2 separate regions of the Homo sapiens genome follow, and region 1 is linked to region 2. A link is a loop called in an ENCODE intact Hi-C map of the cell type or tissue named here. Cell type or tissue: K562. All regions are shown on one strand. Each heading gives the region's core, and the rest is flanking DNA. Links, peaks and the distances in the headings are about the cores only.

Region 1 (5,389 bases), core at 143-5,142, 1.8 Mb before region 2:
AACAATTGCACTTTTGTAATTAAATTTTGGGAATTATACACTAAATTATTGTGCATTTCTAAATCAAAACATACTAAGGAATCTTCTGTGTTAGAGAGCATTATCACCACTACTCCCACCACTACAGCCAGCATAATCATATATTTTCTTATTGGTGTATATTTTGTACCAGGAAAGTGGTAAACATGTTACATTCATATATTCATTTACTTATGTTAAAACGTTATCACATAGGTATCATTATTATCCCCACTTGACAGACAAGGCAAATGAGTGAAAAAGTTACTAACTAAATTGATAAGGGTCACAGAACTAGTTAGATCCAATAGGTGATTTGTGCTCTTAAATACCAAGGTAGAGCAGAAACTTAGAAATTACTTTTAAGGACTGGACATTTCTGTGTTAGACATTCTCAAACCACCAGAGAGAACAGTTAAGATGTTTATTTGAGGAGATTTCTAAATAGCATCCATGCTATTAATAGACTACCTGTGCCTATTCTACTCCACAAGTATTCTAGAACCTGTGAGAATTTTTAAAGTATCCCCAGGTGATTGTTCTTAATCCTTACTCCTCCCTAGTTAAAAGTCCTAAAAAATAAGGATAACTGAGAAATAGAATAATGCTTCTCATACTTAAATGTATATGGCAATCAGCTAAGAATTTTGGTAAAATGCAGATTCTAACTCAGCAAGTTTGGGATAGAGCCTGAGATTCTGCATACCTAGCAAACTTCCAAGCAATGTTGATACTGCTTGTCCGTGGACCACTCTGAGTAGCAAGGGTCTAGATTATTTGGAACTTGCTGCTAACCGGCCCAGTTACCCAAATATCATCAACGTAATGGACCAAAATGATATTTGGCAAAAATATTCAGATTATTATTTTGAATGTTATATTCATCTGACTTATCTAGTCATATAATTGTTCTTATAGCATTTTAATAGATACATTTTTAAAATCTGAACCATATTATCTTGATCTTCTTGTATGCTTTTTCTCACTTAAATTTATTTTCTATGATAATTTTATTTGATCTGTTTGTCTGTCTTAGATCTAGATAGAGAATGGTCTTAAGAGGATGAATATAAATGATAATTGGTATTTCATTCATTGAAATGTAACAATTTTTTGACGTTGAGAATACAAAATGTCGATATGTGAATGCATATACATTAGGAGGGCTGTTTTGACTGCTATCGTTGTCCTCCTAAAAGCTGGACAACGGCTTTGGATTGTCTACATTCTCTGGACAATAAATGGATTGTCTACATTCTCTGGAAATTCACATTGCATGAGAAGAGAACTAGTCTTCTAAATTTGAAGAACAGCCTTAAAGCTCAGTTTTCAAGTATGCACAAAGATACTGCTATGGTTTAAATGTGTCCTCCAAAAAGCATGTGTTGGAAACTTAATCCCCACTGCAATAGTGTTAAAAGGTAGAACAGTTAAGAAGTGACTAAGTCATGAGGATGCCAGCCTCATGAATGGATTAAGGCTGTTATTGCAGAAGTGGGTTCCTTATCATGGGAGTAGTTTATAAAAGGATGAGTTTGGCTTCCTCTTATTCTCTCTTATACTCTTTGCCTTTTGGCTTTTCACCATGAGATGACACAGCAAGAAGGCCCCATCAGATGCGAGCTTCCCAATCTTGGACCTGTCGGCCACCAGAACTGTAGGAAATACATTTCTCTTTACTATTAATTATGCAGTCTATGATATTCTGTTAAAGCCACACAAAATGGACAAGACAGATATTGTGAAGGATATTGATGAACAATATTTTTTCTATGACCAAGAACAATGATATACATTTAATTTTGCAGATAATCAGGTGATTAAGACTTATTTCAGCTTCTTCAAGCATCTGCAGAACTGGTAAAGCCCAGTGCTGGTTCTACCAGCACTGCTGTGTCCTGCAGGGCTCTTTGCTAGAAGCAACAAGGCCCTAATCATACTCTTTTCTTGTCTGGATTTTGACTTTCCTCCAATGGTATGCCTCAGTTTCTGTCTATGTTCCTTATTTTAGAGATGGCTCCTGCTGAGTTGCTCAGGCTGTTCTCAAACTCCTGAGCTCCAGCAATTCTCCCACCTCAGCTTCCTGAGTAGCTGAGATGACAGGCACAAGTCACTGCACCCAGCTGCTGCCTATATTTTTAAACCTGGTTCCTCAACCTTCCAGCCAAATCTGGGAACTCCATGACATTCATCCAATAAATTAGGTGTCTGTTTAAAACAACTGGATTTTCTTTCTGTTGTTTGCCCTGATTAATAGACAGCTTTGATCTGCTTCAGCTCAGTCATTTGGGCTTCTGTTTCTTATAACCGAAGAGCTTTGATTTAGGCTCTTTTCAAATAAAAAAACCACAATAAATGGAAAGCCAGACACTTCTATCACATTGTTTTTCAAGTTGAAAAGAGATTATACAGTAGTAATTCTTCATCATTTTGGGATCACTAAAAGTAAAAATCATTGTTGGAGATTACTGTACCCACACTCCAGAAAGATGTGCATCTATATATACACAAATAAATTTGCTTATAATATTCGGGAGTTCTGAGACAGAACAATGGAGTCAGGTAAAATGTTATAAAATACACTTAATTTTTTTCAAAGAAAAGAATATAGAATTTATTTTAGAATTTATATTTTCCAGCTGGCCGCAGTAGCTCACACCTGTAATCCCAGCACTTTGGGAGGCCGAGGAGGGCAGATCACGAGGTCAGGAGATCGAGACCATCTTGGCTAACACGGTGAAACCCCGTCTCTACTAAAAATACAAAAAAAAAAAAATTAGCCGGGCGTGGTGGTGGACGCCTGTAGTCCCAACTACTCTGGAGGCTGAGGCAGGAGAATGGTGTGAACCCGGGAGGCGGAGCTTGCAGTGAGCCTACATCGCGCCACTGCACTCCAGCCTGGACGACAGAGCGAGACTCCGCCTCAAAAAAAAAGAAACATTTTATTTTCCAATCTCTTGTCCAAAAATAGATATTGTGTACAGTCTCATTCTTGCCTGTTACAAATAGCTCATTCTGACTTTGGTTTACTAATGTCACTAATGTCTTTGACAATGGTCTCTGGATTGTTTGTTTGTTTTGTTTTGTTCTGTTTGAGACAGAGTCTCGCTCTGTCACCCAGGCTGGAATGCAGTGGCACGATCTCGGCTCACTTGCAAGCTCCGCCTCCGGAGTTCACGCCATTCTCCTGCCTCAGCCTCCTGAGTAGCTGGGACTACAGGTGCCCACCATCATGCCTGGCTAATTTTTTTGTATTTTTAGTACAGAAGGGGTTTCACCGCGTTAGCCAGGATAGTCTCGATCTCCTGACCTCATGATCTGCGCTCCTAGGCCTCCCAAAGTGCTGGGCTTACAGGCGAGAGCCACCATGCCCGGCCTCTGGCCCCTGGGTTTTTAATCCATGTTCACACTTCTCATTCTAGGATGGAAGTCCTAATTTAAAGTCAATGACATGGTAAACCCATTAAGTATTCTTATTAGCTTCCTTTCAAGGGATCCTAGATTATGCAGTGTAGGATTTATGTAATGCAAGACCTAGCTGCGAAATAATTGGGGATCAGTAAGTATTGGAGGCAGGAGGAGCCACAAATGATATTCTGAAACATCATGTCCAATTCCATAATAAACCTCTGCTTCATGTGCAAACTGACAAGCAATCCACCTAATGTTACCAGGTTTAACCTTTTCTTTTCACACTGAATTCTGTTTCACTTTTTCACATTTACTCTTTTGATTATTTTCCAGAAAAGCAAAAAAGTAGTCTTAAAAAAGAAAACTGAAAAGCCAATTGAAAAACAATCCGTTTTTAAAATAATTGATTTTAATGCTTCCCCATCAGCAACAACTGATTCCAATTTAATGCACAATATCTTCTTTAATTGTAATAAAAGGCTTATTAGAGGCTCTCGATTTACAGAAGGATTTATCCAATTTCAGCTGAAGCTGCCCATTCCTTTTTAGATGCTTTCCAAGGCAGATTGTCTGCAGTTAGTATGCGGCTCAGTGACCCTCTGTTGTCTCGGCTCCACACTGTGGTTTGGTGCCACAGGTGCATTTAGCCAAAATATGGGGAAAAGTGCAAAGGAGGAGGAGGGAGCACACAGAGAAAAAAGAGAGGGAGATGCCAGAAAGACAAAGACTGCAAAGAAACAAAAGCAATAAAAATGCACAGAAATCAGATATTTTGCACACTAGATCTTGACTTCTGCCTATCTTTCCTATTTGTCAAGGTCAGTTAAATAACCTAAGGTTATTTATTTGAGAACTTTAGTAAGATAGTGTGTGACAGGTGTGAAGGACATGACCATCCCTCAATAGCACATGGCAGGCAGGTGTGCAGTGCCGGATGGCAAGTGAGGAGGAAGCTGTGCTGACTTTTACTTACTATTTTCACCCTTTTCTTCTTCCTTTTCATCAAATATTTGTTGATTGGCTCCTGTGTTCTATTTGGCCAGTTCTATTTGGCCTCTAAGGTGTGCTGTTCATTGGATGATATTTATTAATATTTAGAGGGAAAAGTGGTCAGAACACCTTGCAGGGCAATGCAAATGCACCTACTCTTACGGACGTACTAAGAAGCACTAAGTGAAAGGAAAGGCCAAATGAAGAAGTGAAACACACGTTTGCTAGGGATCTGGTAGTACTTGGTTCTGGTTTCAGCTTTGTTGTGTATTAACTGTTTAATCATCGACAAAATCACTGACATCCAAACCTCTGTTCTTCACCCATGTGAGATCTTGTTGGAGCTGTGTTCAGGGTTACATAAAGCTGTGAATGAAAACGGCAGAGAAGAGAACCCAAACAGATAAACATAACAGCATCCCAGGGACACAAACAGCTAAAACAGGCAGTGATTACAACCAAAGTATTTATATGAAAGAACAGGTTCAAAGATGACATATCAGGACAGATTTCCATCACTGCAGACCAGTGATAGAAGGCTCCAGACTGGTTTAACGTAGGACATGAACCCATGTTTTGTCATCTGTGTCTCCTGAGCCATTGGAAAAAAGCTACAAGAAATTTTTGTGTTTATTGAGACATGAACAATGCATTGGGAGGACTTGTAAGAAAAACGAAGTCACTTTGGAAAAACTGATTTACTGTACTTTACTTTCCTTAAATACGAATTAAACCAGAGAGGCCATGCCAGCTACAAATTTACTAAGCCATACCAAATTCTTAAGGCAAATTGATAGTTTCATAGTCCTACAAACGGATCCTTGCCCAGAGGAAATAGTTTATTCCTTAGAAGCTTCACCATAGCCAAATGCACAGATTGAAAACTATTTGGTATGTGTACACCAAGTGCCGTTTAAAAGGAAGTCAATTTAGCAACAAGTAATATTTAAATACCAATTTTTGGAAATAG
Region 2 (5,334 bases), core at 1-5,000:
GTTGCAGTGAGCCAAGATTGTGCCACTGCACTCCAGCCTGGGCCATGGAGCAAGACTCTAGCTCAAAAAAATAAATAAATAAAATAAAATAAAATAAGGATATTATTACTACCTGCCTCACAAGTTACATGAATTAAATTAATACATGTAAAGTATATAGAACATTGTGCCTGGCACAAAATAAGCATTAAATAAATGTAAACTATAATTATTATTTTATGACTTGGCCAAGTTTGTTTGTTGACTTGTGTGAAATCTGAGAACTTAGAAGTCAAAATAAACCCCTTTGTTTTATAAATTAGAAAGTAGAGGCTGAGAGGTTTCAAAACGTCCTTTGGCTAGTAGATAGTAATATTAGGACTATAACCCTGAAGTTGTAACTTTTAACCCTGTACTCTTTCTACTAGACCACAGATCTCAAGATTTAGCATTTTTCAAATGACTATCCTATTTTATTTTACTAATTTAATACAGAGAAAAACTAGAAAATTGATTCACCTTAAAAGCATTTCTATGCAGGCCGTTTCTATTCAAACTTTAGGATTTGAGACTTACAAAGATAGTGTGCCCAATTTAAATATATGAGAAAGGTAAAAACAAGTAAGTATAATATGTGCTTGATTTATGATGTCTTTGATTTGCCATTTGGCAAAAAATGTTTCATTCTATTAGAGAGTTAACAGTTCTGTGTTCCAACATGGGAAATACCATTGTGTATGTGTGTTTACGTGCTTTTGGTTTTTGAGTTTGGTAAACTTAAACCTCTAAATCTGATGTGCTGTGTACTCAGGAAACTACTTAAAACTATCACTAAAGGATATTATAATAAAAACCCAAGCTCCTGAATTATTTAAAACTATAAGATTGCAGTCGTTAAACTAAACTAATTTTTATTTTTTTTTTTTTTTTTGAGACAGGGTCTTACTCTGTCACCTAGGCTGGAGTACAGTAGTGCGATCATGGTTCACTGTAGCCTCGACCTCCCGGGCTCAAGCAATCCTCCCACCTCAGCTGGCTAAGTAGCTGGAACTACAGACATGTGCCACCATGCCTCATTAAGGGAGAAGAAAGGCATGAGGAAAAGAGGAAGATTGTTATTGTCAATATATTTCATATTGGAAAAGGGCTCCATGCCACATTTTTGTTCTGTGGCCTTAGCGCCTCTCTCAGCCTAGTTTTCTTTAGCTGTAGAACAGGGATCCTAGTACTGCATAAAGTGTTTGTGAAGAAGAATACATTAGCTAATAACATAAAGGTTTTAATACAGTGCATATCATACAGCCTGGCCAACATGGCGAAACCCCATCTCTACTAAAAATACAAAAAATCAGCTGGGCGTGATGGTGTGCCTATAGTTGCTGCTACTTGGGAGGCTGAGGCAGGAGAATCAATTGAGCCTGTGAGGCGGGGGTTGCAGTGAGCTGAGATCGCGCCACAGCACTCCAGCCTGGGCGACAGAGTGAGTGAGACTCCATCCCAAAAAAATAAATAAATAAAGCCTATCTTCCGGCCAGAATATAAACTCCATGGATGGCATTTGTCTCAGTTAACACTCTTTCTCTAATAGCTCCTGAATTGCCTGCTAGAATCGCCTATAGGAAGACATGACATTATGGGGAATGCGTTAAGTAGCTCCCAACATGGTCATGTGCTCACACTAGGACTAAGATACTGTTATTAAATAAATCATGGAAAAATGAACTTAGAAAGGGATATGAAGGATTAGCCAGTAAGTCTCTATAAAACATAAGGGAATTATATCCATATTACCTTGTATATAAAATGCCTTATTTTTCAGCATTCTTTTTTTTGTTGTTTTTTTGAGACAGGATCTCTTACTCTATGGCCCAGGCTGGATTGCAGTGGCATGATCTTGGCTCGCTGCAGTCTCAACCTCCTGGGCTCAAGCAGTCCTCCCACTACAGCCTCCCGAGTAGCTGGGACTACGGGTGTGCATCACCATGCCAGGCTAATTTTTGTATTTTTCGTAGAGGGGGTTTCCACCATGTCACCCAGGCTGGTCTCGAACTCCTGAGCTCAAGCAATCTGCCTGCCTTGGCCTCTCAAATTGCTGAGATTTCACACGCATGAGCCCAGCCATTTTTCAGCACATTCTTTAGGCAATTTCCTTTCAGCATTTTAGAGTAGTAAGTACTCTAAGTAGAATTTACCAAGTTCTTGGTCTTCATAAATTGACAACCTCTTATTTTGTAGGTTATAGTGCCATCATGTGGATACTTTGTTTTCTTCAAATAAAATGTAACCTTTTTATAACAGAGACTAGAAAACCCAGCCATCCCAACACCCAGGTATGACAATTTATATTTTATGTTATTTATTTATTGAGAAAGGTCTCCCTCTGTCACCCAGGCTGGAGTGCAGTGGTGCAATCTCAGTTTACTGCAACCTCCACCTCCCAGGCTCAAGCGATCCTCCAACTCAGCCTCCTTAGTAGCTGAAATCATAAGCATGAGCCACTGTGCCCAGCCTGGCATGACAATTAATTTGGTATTTGTGTCTAAGCCTTTCTGTGTACAGATTCACTCAGGGACTTCTATATCTGAGTTTTTAGTATACAAAATTTGGAAATGATCATTTAAATGATAAAATAAATCTGAATACCATAGCTTGATAATACATGCAGTCCCCATAGATGATCAGTTTTCTCTCTTTCTGGATACTAGGCTGTGCAAAGAAATTGGGGCCAAACGTTTTTTTGCCATGTTCTGAAAAGGTAAGAATAAGAAATAAATATTAATGTGTGGAGCCAAAAGAGTAACCTCAGACTGGCTTAGGAGAGCAATATAGTCTGAGGAAAAGAGTTTCAAAAAATAACCTCCCTGAGCTGGGCAAGGTGGCCTGTGCCTATAATCTCAACACAGGTTGAGGTAGGAGGCCGAAGTGGGATGACTGCTTGAAGCCAGGAGTTCGAGATCAGCCTGGGCAACATAGTGAAATCCCATCTTTACCAAAAAAAAGAAAAATGAGCCAGATGTGGTAGCATGTCTGTAGTCCCAGCTAGGCGGAAGGCTGAGGCAGGAGGATCCCTTGGGTCTAGGAGTTTGCACCACTGGACTGTAACCTGGATAACAGAGTGAGACCCTGTCTCTATAAATAAATAAATAAATAAATAAATAAATAAATAAATAAATAAATAAAATTAATTTTAAAACCTCCCTAAAAATTATAGTATACCTAGATATGAGTACCAAAATATTTGTTTTAAAATCTGGGTGTGTTGATTTTCACAGAGAGCTAAAATTAGTCCATAACCCACTTAATATTAACTGACATCCACCAGAGATAAACATGGTAAAATTATATGGCTCAAGCAACTCCACAGTGCAAATGGAGATCCACAGAAATAGAGAGTTGGACCTTTAGAATTCTTTTTCTAACTTTGTTTAGTATTTACCTCCTTTTTAAGATAAAATAACTGAACCAATGAAAACAGGTACTTTGAAGCTGAAACTGAGCCTTACCTCCTCCAAGATTGAGAATGTGGTTGAAAATGTCCCTTGAATTTCCCAGTTACACAATTATTTAACAAACTTTGAATGTTATTTGTTCGGCTGCTATGTGTAGGTGAAGAAAATGTGAGCCAGAGAGACTCCATCCAATGTTAGATAAAAGGAACACGCAAGGAGCATTGGAAAACATCAACCTTTAAGGAGTAGGTCAGAAAAAAAGAACCAGCCAAGACATTTGGAAGTGTGGTGTGTGAGTGTGGATTGGCCAGCCTGTGCCTGGGGACCCCATTGTCCCCCTATTCTTTCCCTTTACCTCTCCATCAGTAGCAGTGGCTGGAGTAGAGGAATTGTGAAATGATCTGGACATGCCTGAAATGGGAAAACAGGGAATGCTTTAACTGGATCATTATCCTGGAAGCACTTTGACATGAGATATACCTTTTTCCCAAGTCCTAAACTCTTGTGGAGCAGCACAAACCAACATTGAGGCTTTTCTCCCTTTCCCTCAGGTAGACATGATCGCCAAGGCAGCTGATTGTCCCAAGGAATAAGTATGAGCAATGAGCACAGAGGGAAAATCATGAAACATCTGAGGACCATGAGAACTGCTAAAACAATACGTAGAACTAGCTATACCAGAGAAAGTCAAGTGAATGGATCAGACAATAAGAATTGAAAATAAGCTTAATAGAGCTTCAGAGAAAGAAGGGAGAATGTTGGAAACACAAAGCACAAACAAGCATTTGTGAATTGGATGTTGACAAATATTAATGAAATAACTCAATGGATGGGTTGAATATAGCTGGACAGTTCACTCATGAACCGGAAGATTAGAGCAAGGAAGGAACTAAGAAATGGAAAGCATGAAAGGAGAGTTAAGAAATGTGGAAGGTAGAAGCATAAATATTTTTCTAATGGAAATTCCAGAAGGGGAAAAAAAGAACATGTGAAAGAATTATTGCTGAGAATTTCCCAGAATTGAAGACATACTTTAGAATGAAAAAGGCCAACTCTAACTTTGGGATTTCTAGCTTCAGAGAAATGAAAATTTAGAATGACCAAGGGGAGTGCACAGGATTTTTTGGGCAGTGAAACTATTCTGCATGATACTATAATGGTGGATGCATGCTATTACACATTTGTCAAAACCCATTGAATGTACATCACTGAGAATGAAGCCTAATGTATGCACTTTGGATGATTATGATGTGTCAATGTAGGTTCATCAGTTCTAACAAGTAGAACATGCTGGTGCAGGATGTTGATAGGGAGGCTGTGCATATATGGGGGAGGGGATGAAAGGAACTGTGTACTTTCTGCTCGTTTTTGCTGTGCACCTAAAATTGTTCTGAAAAAAATCAAGTCTATTAAGAAAACAAAGACAGTTTTTTAAAGCATAAGAGCATACTTGTTATAAAAATACATGTAATGCAGTGTAATTTTAGAATTCAAGGTCACATATTTCTGTAACACTTTTATTCTTTCATGCCTACAACTTTCATGGAATGGTCCAGTCAAATAGGTTCCACATAATAGGAACCTTCAGTAATACACCACTCACATGTAGCAGAAGGACTTTAAAACAGTATATTCCCAACTCTTCTATTCATTGTGCCAATGTTGCCATATATTTCACTTTTACAAATGCTGTAAACATACAATACTTGTGCTATTTTTGCTTTCGATAGTTGCCTTTTACAGCAGTTAAAAAAAAAAAAAAAGCCAGTTGCAGTGACTCACGCCTGTAATTCCAACACTTTGTGAGGCTGAGGCAGGAGAATTGCTTGAGCTCAGGAGTTCAAGACCAGACTGGGAAACATAGTGAGACCTTGTCTCTACAAAAAATAAAATGCCAGGCATGGTG

What was found. Peaks named below come from ENCODE experiments on the same cell type or tissue, not always from the same donor. Only the 100,000 strongest peaks of a DNase experiment are listed, where the experiment ranks them.
Region 1: it touches region 2 in a loop (12-fold over the local background); 9 of 110 quality-filtered maps call a loop at or near these places.

Annotation. Positions count from the first base shown.
Region 1 is chr10:36,872,148-36,877,536 of GRCh38, reverse strand. No RefSeq gene overlaps it. Among named protein-coding and RNA genes, the nearest start is that of ANKRD30A, 250 kb to the left of the region's middle. In K562, for the core only: no CTCF peak of the experiment used is centred there; no DNase peak of the experiment used is centred there.
Region 2 is chr10:35,117,386-35,122,719 of GRCh38, reverse strand. It overlaps a transcript of CUL2 not described here. Among named protein-coding and RNA genes, the nearest start is that of CREM, 6.8 kb to the left of the region's middle. In K562, for the core only: a CTCF peak has its summit at 2,223 (motif pointing left); a DNase peak (open chromatin) is centred at 2,199.